Regions from separate parts of the Homo sapiens genome. Here region 2 is linked to region 1. A link is a loop called in an ENCODE intact Hi-C map of the cell type or tissue named here. Cell type or tissue: MCF 10A. All regions are shown on one strand. Each heading gives the region's core, and the rest is flanking DNA. Links, peaks and the distances in the headings are about the cores only. Region 1 holds the start of LINC01919 (long intergenic non-protein coding RNA 1919). Region 2 has its middle 280 kb from the start of LINC01917.

Region 1 (5,397 bases), core at 123-5,122:
ATGGACATTAGACTTGAAAAAATACTTCAAAAAAGAGATCTTAAAGTGACCAATAAATATAAAAGGGCCTCAAATAATTAATAATCAAGGAAGTGCAGCAAACAGAAGAAAATTTCAACAAAATGTATATTTATATCTTAGAAGGCAAAAGAGCATACAGCACGTATAAAATCAAAATACTGTAAAAATGAACATTCAGAAACTGAGAAGATATTTCAGAGTTTGAAAGATCCTAGCAGAAAACCTTTAAAAAGAATATGTGGAAGATGAGTTGAAGAAAACATCTTCAAAATCAGAACGAAAAAGAAAAAGCTGAAGAGAATGAGAAAAGAGAAGCCATTCCCTGCCTCCCCCCATGATATCTAACATGAGTTGGATCCTTACTATTCTGAGCCCCTTATTATGAGGGTCTATGGTTTTTCCATTCTTGTTATGCATGAAAGGTAATATGGAGAGCTATATGTATTTTAACCTGCTCAATAATCAGCATGAAGATTTGGAAAAGGTTTCACCAATCAACACTCTTTCGTTGAAGGCTGTGTCTTCACTGCCTACAACAGAGGTTTCCAAACTTTTCCAGATTAGCTATTCATTTTCAAATTTTACTCATGTATTTTATGTACCAATATTTATGACTACCCTGAAATGTTATGTTTGCAATGATAAACTGCAAAATCTATGTAAATTTATACACAATGACTATCAGAGCTTCTGATAGTTATTCCAAAAATACTCATAATAGTAAAGCTCAATTGTTAGAAACATTAAAACCATATGCAAATTGCTGAATAAAAGACATGTTAGCCTCAGTTACATTATGTATAATATGAGGACATCCTGACTCATGGCAACACTGCAAATATTAAATGACTCAGCATCATCTTTGTCATTAGTTATTATAAGCATTAATTATTAATATTGTCATTATCGTTTCACATTCAATTGAGCTGATATAATTCTATGCCAGAGCAGAAAAAATTTAGTTTATCTGACAGAGGCTTCTTGTTGGTAACTGCTCAGTTTCTATTCTGCTTTTTCAAATAATGAAAGAGGTTCACTAGCCCATGTTAGCATTTTTGTATATTACTACTTATCTCCATACACCAGCTTGGAAATCACTTGCTAAATTAAGGAAATAAGGAAATCTTAAGATCTACTTTTAAATTGATGATTTATAGGGTTATATCAGAATACTCCTCTTTTTATTACTCCATTTAAATCAAATATAATATGCTTTTAAAGCAGAAATAAAACATATTCAATAAAAAACCTTGAATAATAGTGATATTATTTAGGTTGTGATTCAAGTTATAGGTAATTCACATAGATCTCCAGAATCATTTTTCTGCCTCATAATGGATATATAAAGTTATATGCATAAAATATGAGTAAGTTAATGCATCTGATATGGAAGTGGTGTGCTTGGTGTCCCACCAGAATATTTGTGAATAATTTTAAAAGATATTTCATTTTCAAAGCCTCCTGTTAACTGGAGGAAAGGAGAGGGGCTTCAACTGCAAATAGAGGGACTTAAATTAGTTATGAAGTCAAATGCCCAGATGAGAGGATGATTTAACACGGAAATGGGATTTTTGAGGAACCATGTTTTCCAGAGCCTTTACATAATGCTATTCCAGAGGCTAGAGATTTGTATATTCATTCTCCACTCTCAGATCCACCCTTTGGAGTCCTCCAAATACTAACGTATTTACCGGCATTGTGGATGTCATCGCCATATTCTTTCCAATAATTTCGTATCAAGCCATGATTCAAACCTCTGGTTTATTTCACTGCAAGTGGACCTTGCTTGAGAGCCATTAGAACGCATTTTTGGAACGGTTTATTATGGCTAGTGTTCCATTACTGGAATGCTAAACACAAGGGAGTTATTTATATCCTACTGCTCAAGGTCATCGCCAAGGTCTAATTGCAAAAATTCAAAAAATTGCAACCTCAGGCATAAATGGATTAAGGGAAAAGCCCGACAATTACACCGACTAGCCAACATCATAGGACTCCTGCAATCCAGGCCATCGCAGGCCAAGGTTTTTGAAGGAAGCCCTCAAAGAAAGGAAGACCCTTTTATTATCTGGATTCATGTGAGTTTGCCATTTTGCCATCTGGTGGTTTTCTGCTGTAATTACAACCATTTACCAGTTGACAGGGAAACAATTTCACCACAGACTTAATGAGACGAAGTCTTGTGATTTTGAGAAAAGGGAGGCAGCCATATATAATTATTCCAAGAGACATAATAAGAACGCCCAAAGAGAATTCTGATGTCTGTGGCATATGCTTATGATTGCAGTGATCCTAAAGGAAATCTAAAAGACTGAAGCTGACAGATACTACCATATGCTATAGTTTGAATGTATACCCCAGATCTCATGTGTTGAAAACTTAATCCCCAAATTCATACATTGATAGTATTTGGAGGTAGGGCCTTTGGGAGGTAATTAGGATTAGATAAGGTCATCAAGGTGGGGCTCCCATGGTGGGACTGATGGCTTTATAAGAAGAGGAGGAGGGAGCTGAGATGGCATACTCTTGCCCTTTCACCTTATGATCCCCTCTGCCATGTTATGATGCAACAAGAGGGCCTTCTTTAAATGCCAGCACCATGCGCTGGGACTTCTCAGCCTCTGCAACCATGAACTAAATACACTTAATTTTTCAAAAAAATAAATTGCTGTTTGTGGTGTTATGTTACAGCAACAGAAAACAGACTAAAACACCATATTACCGGATGCCACATAGATATTGCTTTCTGATGGTGTGTGTGTGTGTCTCTGGATGTGCAATGGATATCTTTGCATCAAGAAAACAGCTTGAGAAAGTGTTCTGACCTACTCTAGGAGAAAACCAAATAATAAGCATAATAAAAAATACCTCTTTATAAATACAAACATGCATAATTATGTCAAAATGCTTTCTACCTTAGTTGTAACTCTGAGATATCTAGTAAGACATCTATTTCTCAGCAGGGGCTCCCCAAAAGCCTAAGTCATAGTTAAAAGGGAAACTTAGCTAACCTGGACCCACACTTTAAAAATTCATAAGTTAAGTGATCTTTTGTTTCACCTTAATTTTTTATGATTGTTTTTGTTTTACCTCATTTTCAAGTTATTGCAGTATAACATCACAAAGAGAGTCTAGACATTTTACCTTTAGTCATTAGAAATCCCCATTATCTCCTGGTATCTTATGATTTTAAATTTCTGTTCATGGGACCTAATGACTATAAACAGAGTGAAAAATGCAGCTTTGAAGTCTGGAATTCCTCTGGGCTTTTTAGAAATGATTCCTTCTTTTAACCTGTGAAGAATCCCTCATTAACAGATCCATCCTGCAATATTTGAAAGGAACTTATAATATACCACCTACAGTGCCTTAAATTGCACCATTAGCAATTCAAAACATCTAGTTTGCCTGGGAGTGGGTAATGTGAGAGAGAGAGAGAGAGTGTCTGTGTGTGTGTGTGTGTGTGTGTGTGTTTGTGTGTGTGGAGTAAGGACACATTACAGAGAAACTTAATAATTTGTTCTGAAAATGACTGGTCGTGACTATAGAATGCCTGGGTAAACCCACGATCATGGATGGTGACCTCCCACTGTAGGCTTAAGTATTAATATCTATATAGGCTAGTATCAATTTTTATGTCTAAAAATTACTTTGTGTCTGAATTACATTTCTTTTCTCTTTTTTCTTTTTTGTTTTCTGAGCCAGAGCCTTGCTCTGTGGTCCAGGCTAGAATGCAGTGGCTCAATCTTGGCTCACTGCAAACTCCACCTTCCTGGTTCAAGTGATTCTCGTGCCTCAGCCTCCCAAGTAGGTGGGATTACAGGCCTGAACCACCATGCCAAGCTAATTTTTGTGTTTTTAGTAGACCTAGGGTTTCATCATGTTGTCCAGGCTGGTCTCGATCTCCTGACCTCAAGCAATCCTCCCGCTTCAGCCTCTCAAAATGTTGGGATTACAGACATGAGCCACCGCACCCAACCACTGAATTACATTTTTGTTTATGTTTTGTTCAAAGAATTATGTGTGTTCATTTGCTCAAGAGAAGTATTTTAATAGGAACAGTTGAAGAATGTGTGTGCTGGATGATGCCAGAAGTGTTTGTCTTCGACATTATCCATGGCCTGGAGAATCTTGAGAAGCGCTGATTTAGTCAGTTCTTCCAGCTTTCATCCTGCTGACTCCAGAGATACTTGTTTTCTTTTCTAGGCCAGTGGTTGTAGCCCACAAAGACAAATGTTGTTAGGAACTGAATGCATCAGAATCTGCCGCACATTTCACTCAGGAATTGGTGATCTTCTCTTTTTCCTTCTTTTCTCCAACAGTTGCTTATATTCCAAGATTTTTTTTATTTTATTTTGTTGTGCTATAGGGACTTGTATAATATTGTCTGCTCACTACTTCTTCCACCTTCTGAAACCAGCAGAGCATTTTTTGGGAAAATACTCCAGTGTCTTACCTCCTAACTCTAATCCAACCATGGTGAACACAATGCTGGGTGCCATGCTCTTATAGCCTCCATATTAGACCATAGTTGATGGTGCAAGGATAAGCACCTGACACACGGAGGACCTATCATAGCTGATGCTTGGAATGTTTGAGCTTAGGCATCTAGAGATAATACAAATCAATCCCTCTCTGACAATGGGTGGGAAGTCATGTTTGAGAGCTGGCAGCCATTGTATTTTCCAGCACATTAACGAAGCCAGTTTGCCACAGGAGAGTATGAGGTTGACCTTTCCAGAAAGTAGAAATAATTTTGCAGCGTTTCAATCCTAGATTCTGTTTGATCCTGAGGTAACTTACCTTTCAGCTGTTACAAAAGATAACTGTAATTTATTGTATATGTCCCTTAAATATATTTTTCATTTTTGGATAACTTTGTACAGTTTGAGTTGATGTCAGTGGACATGCAGAATGTTTCTGCTCTGGCAATTTTTTTCCACACATGTACATTGTAGAAAAGCCTTGGCAAGTCCATAGCTTCTGACATGGACCTGTGGTTCCCTTGTTTTCTCCTTAGAGGGCTAAAGAAGACATTTAAAAAATGGAGTAAATAGGCCAGGCATGGTGGCTCATGCCTGCAATCCCATCACTTTGGGATGCCAAATCAGGTGGATTACCTGAAGTCATGAGTTTGAGACCAGCCTGCACAACATGGTGAAACCTCGTCTCCACTAAAAATACAAAAATTAGCCAGGCATGGTGGCATGTGCCTGTAATCCCAGCTACTCGGGAGACTGAGGCAGGAGAATTGCTTGGACTCGGGAGGCAGAGGTTGCATTTAACTAAGATAGCACCATTGCACTCCAGTCTGGGCAACAAGAGTGAGACTCCATCTCAAAAATTAATAAATAAATAATAAATGGAGTAAGTGAA
Region 2 (5,397 bases), core at 186-5,185, 300 kb before region 1:
TCTACAAAAAATTTAAAAAGATTAGCCGAGTATGGCAGTATGTACCTGTAGTCCCAGCTACTTGGAAGCTGAGGTGGAAGGATGGTTTTAGCCCAGGACTTTGAGACTGCAAAGAGCTGTGATCATGCCACTGCACTCCAGCCTAGGTAAGGCTGTCGCGTTTTTTTTCCCCCTCTCTAAAAAGGATATGTATATATATTAAAGGAACAGGTAAAATTAATTTTAATAATTTTTTGACCTGATTTGTCTAAAAATTAACATTTCAACCTGTAATCAACATAAAGTATTATTAAGGAGATGTTTTACATTCTTTTTCTCATACTAAGTCTTTGAAATCTAGTGTGTAGTTTCACCTATAGCACAATCTGATTTGGACCATCCACATTTCAATGTTTAATAGGAAACACTGTCAAGCCCACAGAACAGAAAGGATACAAAATTTCAGTTAGGCAAGAGGAATAAATTCCAAAGCTCTACTGTATATAATGATGACTACTGTTTGTAATCATATGCTGTATACTTGAAAATTGCTAAGAGAATAAGTTTTAGTATCTTCACATATATACAAAAGATAAGTAGATGGGGTGAGGGATATGTTCATTACTAATTTAATCATTCTACACTGTATACCTATAACAAAGCAGCATGATGTACAGCATAGATATATGCAATTTTTACTTGTTAGTCAAAATAAATGCAGCAAATATTACAACAAATAATTTTTAAAGGAAATTTTAGGCAAAGAGGTGATGAACCCAGAATTCAGGATAATAATTATTTCTGATGGTGTTGGGGAGTAAGGAGCATAGGATACGAGGAATCATATGGTAAATTGTTATTTGTTGTGAATGTTTTAACTTTTGGGTTTTGATGATTTCGACATTACTGAAACTAAATACCTAAATATAAGTCATCCATACATGGGAGTGAAAGTATATCATGAAGGAAAAATTATGGTTAATTTAATTATCTGGCTCTGAAGTCCAAAGATAATAACTAAGTATTCAAAAGATAATAATTAAATATCCCAAAGATAATAATAAAAGTAGAACAAAAACAGTGGTATAAGAAAACAGTTATTTTTTCCATAGAGTGGGTAAGAAATACAGAAATGATAGAGGAAAGGTTGATAAATGTGACTAAATAAAAATTTAAACCTCCTGTTCAACAAAATAATACTGTACACAATGTCAAAAGCCCTACCACAAACTAGAGGAAATGTTATAACACATTTGACAGAGAAAAGGCAAATTTTGTTAATATTAAAGAAAGTACTTATAAATCAATTAAAAATAATTAGACATCAGGGAGATACAAAATATCATATTTTACATTATCCAATTGGCTGGGATTTAAAAGTTTGAAAATACAGGGTAGAACATAAATCTTTCCAACCACTTTGGAAGGCAATTTAGTATCAAATATAAAAATTTAAAATGCATGTACTCTTAGGCCAAGAAATTCACATAAATCTGTACTCTCACACATGTGACAAATAATGTATTTTAAGGAATAATCATAGCAAAAGACAGTATACAAAATGCAGTTGTTAAGAAACAATGAGTCATATCTTCATTTGCTAATATTGAAATTTTTATAATACCTTGTTAAAGCAGAGCACAGAACAATGTGTAAAGTTTATTCCCATACGTGTAAAAAATCAAGCACATTATATCTAGAACTGTATTATGTAATATAGTAGCCAATAACCACATGTGACTATTAAGTCCTTGAAATGTGGCTAGTCTGAACTGAGGTATGCTATAGAACAAAGAACCCACTGGATTTGCAAGGCTTAGTATTAAAGGAAAGTAAAATACCTTATTAATAAGTTATTATTTTGATTACAAGTTGAAATGATGACATTTTGAATATACTGGGTTAAATAAAGTAATGGAAATTTCACCTGTTTCTTTCAATTTTAAAATACTGCTACTAAAACACTTTAAATTACATATATGGCTTGGATGACATTTCACTTTAGGCAGTACCAATCTAGCAAATACACAGGAAAGTGTTAAATATAGCTGCATCTGAGGAGTGGAATTGGAGATTTAAGATGAGATGAAGCTTCAGTTTTTACTGTCTACTCTTTTAAACGTTGTGCTTTTTAAAAATTACATAAATGGACTATCTTTGTAATAAACATATTGTAAAACATATCTGTTAAATAATTAGAAAAAAAGAACTAGTTACTGCTTGGGACCACGTTGGTTTCTGTGAGTTAGGTGGTCCCTGGTCTGTTAGTCCCTGGAACATTTGTATGAAGTACCTGTAGTTTTTGAATTGTCATCCTGTATTAGCTTGGCATCTTCAGTAGAGTTTGGAATAGTGGTCATTAGAATTGACTTGAGAGAGAACTGCTGTTCCGCACTTCCTCCTGCCCTATTCCTTACACTTCCATTTATTCTTGTCCAGATGACTAATTAGGAGAAAAATGAGGAAGATAGAGGAGTGGGAACTGACAATAAAAACAAAGACACTTTGGGAAGGTTAACAACCTGAGAAACGTATTTATCATATCAAAATATAAATATCCATGTATGTTCTTAATGCTCCTAAAATCTGAGTGTAAGTTTGTCTCTGTGTATTTATCTATGAAAGGATTAAAAAAGTATAGAAAGTATGAAAAACCATCATCTCCCCAGTTCCCTCACAGTCCACATAATAGATCTTTCTGAGATTTGAAAAATGCCCCACATCTATCATTTGAAAGTCACACCTAAATATGCTGCTACCTTCTAAGTAATCTTTTATTTTTAATTGTAATATTATTTATGAGTTTGCACTTACCAGGAATTCTGTGTTGCTTTAAAAGCGATGGTATGAAACCCAATACATCAAGAGAAAGACATGTGCTGTTGAAATATCGTCCTGAAAGTCATCATTCCGATGATGTATATCATAATAGGTATGGAAGAGTGAAGTTGAATAATGAGTCTCTGTGCTGTGCATTTTTGAATGATCCCTGCGAACACTGTGACAATTATTATCCCTGTGCAACGTGAGATAATCACAACGTGTTTGCCTGCAGAGGGAACCAGTCTGCAAGGTATCTAGTCATATACACCATTGACAGTGGGCCACATCCACTGTAAAGTACTAAAAGCATAGGAAAAAAATAAAATAGATTGCATTTGAGTAAAATTGAGCCAAATCCCATCCTTATGACTCCAGGAACTTCTCATTACCTAGATTTGTTGGACTGGTAAGGGCAAGCTGTGTATATAGTCCTAGTCCTTTAGGTAGCTCTGCAGGTACACATGTGCCCCTTGAATTTAAAATAAAAGTTGAAATTATTTTTAAAAATCAGTAAATCAAGACTTTTTCATGAATAAGAAACTTCTTCGGGTGAAGTCAAATTTCTTCTCAGCTCTGAGAATCCTGGTTATGTTTCTGTAATTATTCAGTAGATTTCTTGTACGTCTTCATATTCATAATTACCTGGTATTTAACTTTCCGTGATGACATTATTAAATCTAAGGTGACAGCTCTTCACTTGTGACATTTAATTTACTTTTCAATTTTCCTTCTTCCCTTGGTCCTTTAAATGGTTCTTAAAGGCAAACAACCAAGGAAACACTGTCCAGCCCACAAAACATCAGCTATGATTATTTTTCTTGATAAATATCTTCAAAATAAATGTGCAAATTCAAGTTTCAGTAGAGTTATTTCAAAGTAGTATCCTTTACGCACAGAATGGTGGTGCTCAGATGCTGAATATGTTTTTAAGATTTGCCTAAGAAAGAGTGCTTTAGGATATGTTTGCTGCTAGTTATGCTAAAGGCCATAAATTGCGCAGCAAATTTCTTTGGTATCTGCTGTGTCCTGATTGAAAAGTCACAAAAGGTTACCTTTTTACATAAGGTGAACAAAAGAACAAATCTCATTTACTTATTTTCCTACAGATAAATGTTTTCCTCTGGTTCTCTTGCACACACTTAAGAATTAAAAAAGAAACAATTATTTTTCATACAATGAAGAAAATATTTTTAAAAGAAATATGTAAAATGAGTAAGAGAACATAATTTATGGGACTTTGGACCTTTCAAATTGGGGAGTTTTATTTCGGAAGTCATTAAGTTTTTATGAAATCTAAGCTGGATACAGAAACCAATAAGCATATTCCCTTGATTTTATAAAATGTATAATGTACTTAATTATAAGCATTATTGATGATTGCTCAGCTACTGTCTTTTATACAAACACTATATCCACCATGGTGTCCTCCAAAAATGAGGTTTTCTGTTTGCCACAAGGTTATAAATGCTCATGCACTCGGCACCACTCCTTTAATTATCATATTGCTCAATTTATCTTTATAAGCCACCTGTCTCCTATTACACAAAACTTGCTTTAAAAGTGGAAGGAGAATGTTACTTTCAGGACTTGATACCAGTGGTTTTTTTTTTTTTTTTTTTTTTAAATTCTGCTTATTAATATAACAGAATATCGTTGGCTGAAAGGACAAGTAGAGGGCACATCCCTAATATCAAGCATAAGGCAGGCATCTATTTTGCATTAATAACCTGTAATTCACTGGGCTTCCAGGAAGTTATTTTTTCTGTTCTTTTATCCCATCTTTTTTGACCATTCCACCTTGTGAAAAAGGCTACTGCCCTGCCCATACTTCTTCAGGCATCATCAGTTCAGCGTGTTCAAGCCAATTTTCAGCTATGCACCTTTGAGCTTCTTCTGGCCATTCAAGCACACTTTATCTAGAAAAATGAGAATCTCTAAGTACCAAAGAAGTAGTGTCTCCTGGGAGCAGGTTCCAACTAAAGACTGATGGCAATTGGTTTCCTTTCTCTTTGGAAGGATCACTTCGAAGCATGCATTGTGCAATGGTTTGGAGAGTTCCCCAGTGAAATTCAGCTCTGGTTGTACCCTTGATTGGCTGTTTTCCCTTTCCTGTCTCTAGTTCAGACTCTCCTACCAGGGTTTCCAGGAGCCACCTCCAAAATAAACTATTTGTACTCAAATTCTTGCCTCAGGGTCTACTGCTTGGGAACCCAAATTAAGACACTTCTAATCACTTTTTCTGGGTTATCTTCTGGACATGTTAGAATAACCCAGGGCTTAGTCCATGGACTTCTTTTCTTAATTAAATTTATTTTCCGGGTGATTTCATGTAAACCTAAGATTTCAAATATCCTTCAGAATTATACAAAAGGCTCTGTCTTCTTTTCAGAACATCAAATATCTCATTGATATCTCCACTTGGATGTCTACACGGTATCTCAATATTACATTTCCTAAACCAAACTCTTGAATTTCTTCCCTAAGTGGCTGGGAACTGAATATCCCACGTGGTATTTGGATTTTTATGTTGAGTGCATTGGTCCTAGCTATGTCATCAAGAGGCATGCAAAATGTGCTTCCTGCATCTTCAATAGG

The links. Hi-C counts contacts between places; a loop is a spot of excess contacts. Peaks named below come from ENCODE experiments on the same cell type or tissue, not always from the same donor. Only the 100,000 strongest peaks of a DNase experiment are listed, where the experiment ranks them.
Region 2: a loop joins it to region 1, with 14 times the contacts of the local background. A loop is called at or near these places in 6 of 110 quality-filtered maps.

The regions. Positions count from the first base shown.
Region 1 is chr18:53,564,866-53,570,262 of GRCh38, reverse strand. All of the region lies in intron 2 of LOC124904304, which reads left to right. It overlaps LINC01919 (long intergenic non-protein coding RNA 1919), which reads right to left and starts at 1,816. Exons shown (of 6, transcript NR_110798.1): 1 at 1,713-1,816. RefSeq lists an enhancer at 2,772-3,628. In MCF 10A, for the core only: a CTCF peak has its summit at 2,098 (motif pointing left); no DNase peak of the experiment used is centred there.
Region 2 is chr18:53,862,608-53,868,004 of GRCh38, reverse strand. No RefSeq gene overlaps it. Among named protein-coding and RNA genes, the nearest start is that of LINC01917, 280 kb to the right of the region's middle. In MCF 10A, for the core only: a CTCF peak has its summit at 3,060 (motif pointing right); no DNase peak of the experiment used is centred there.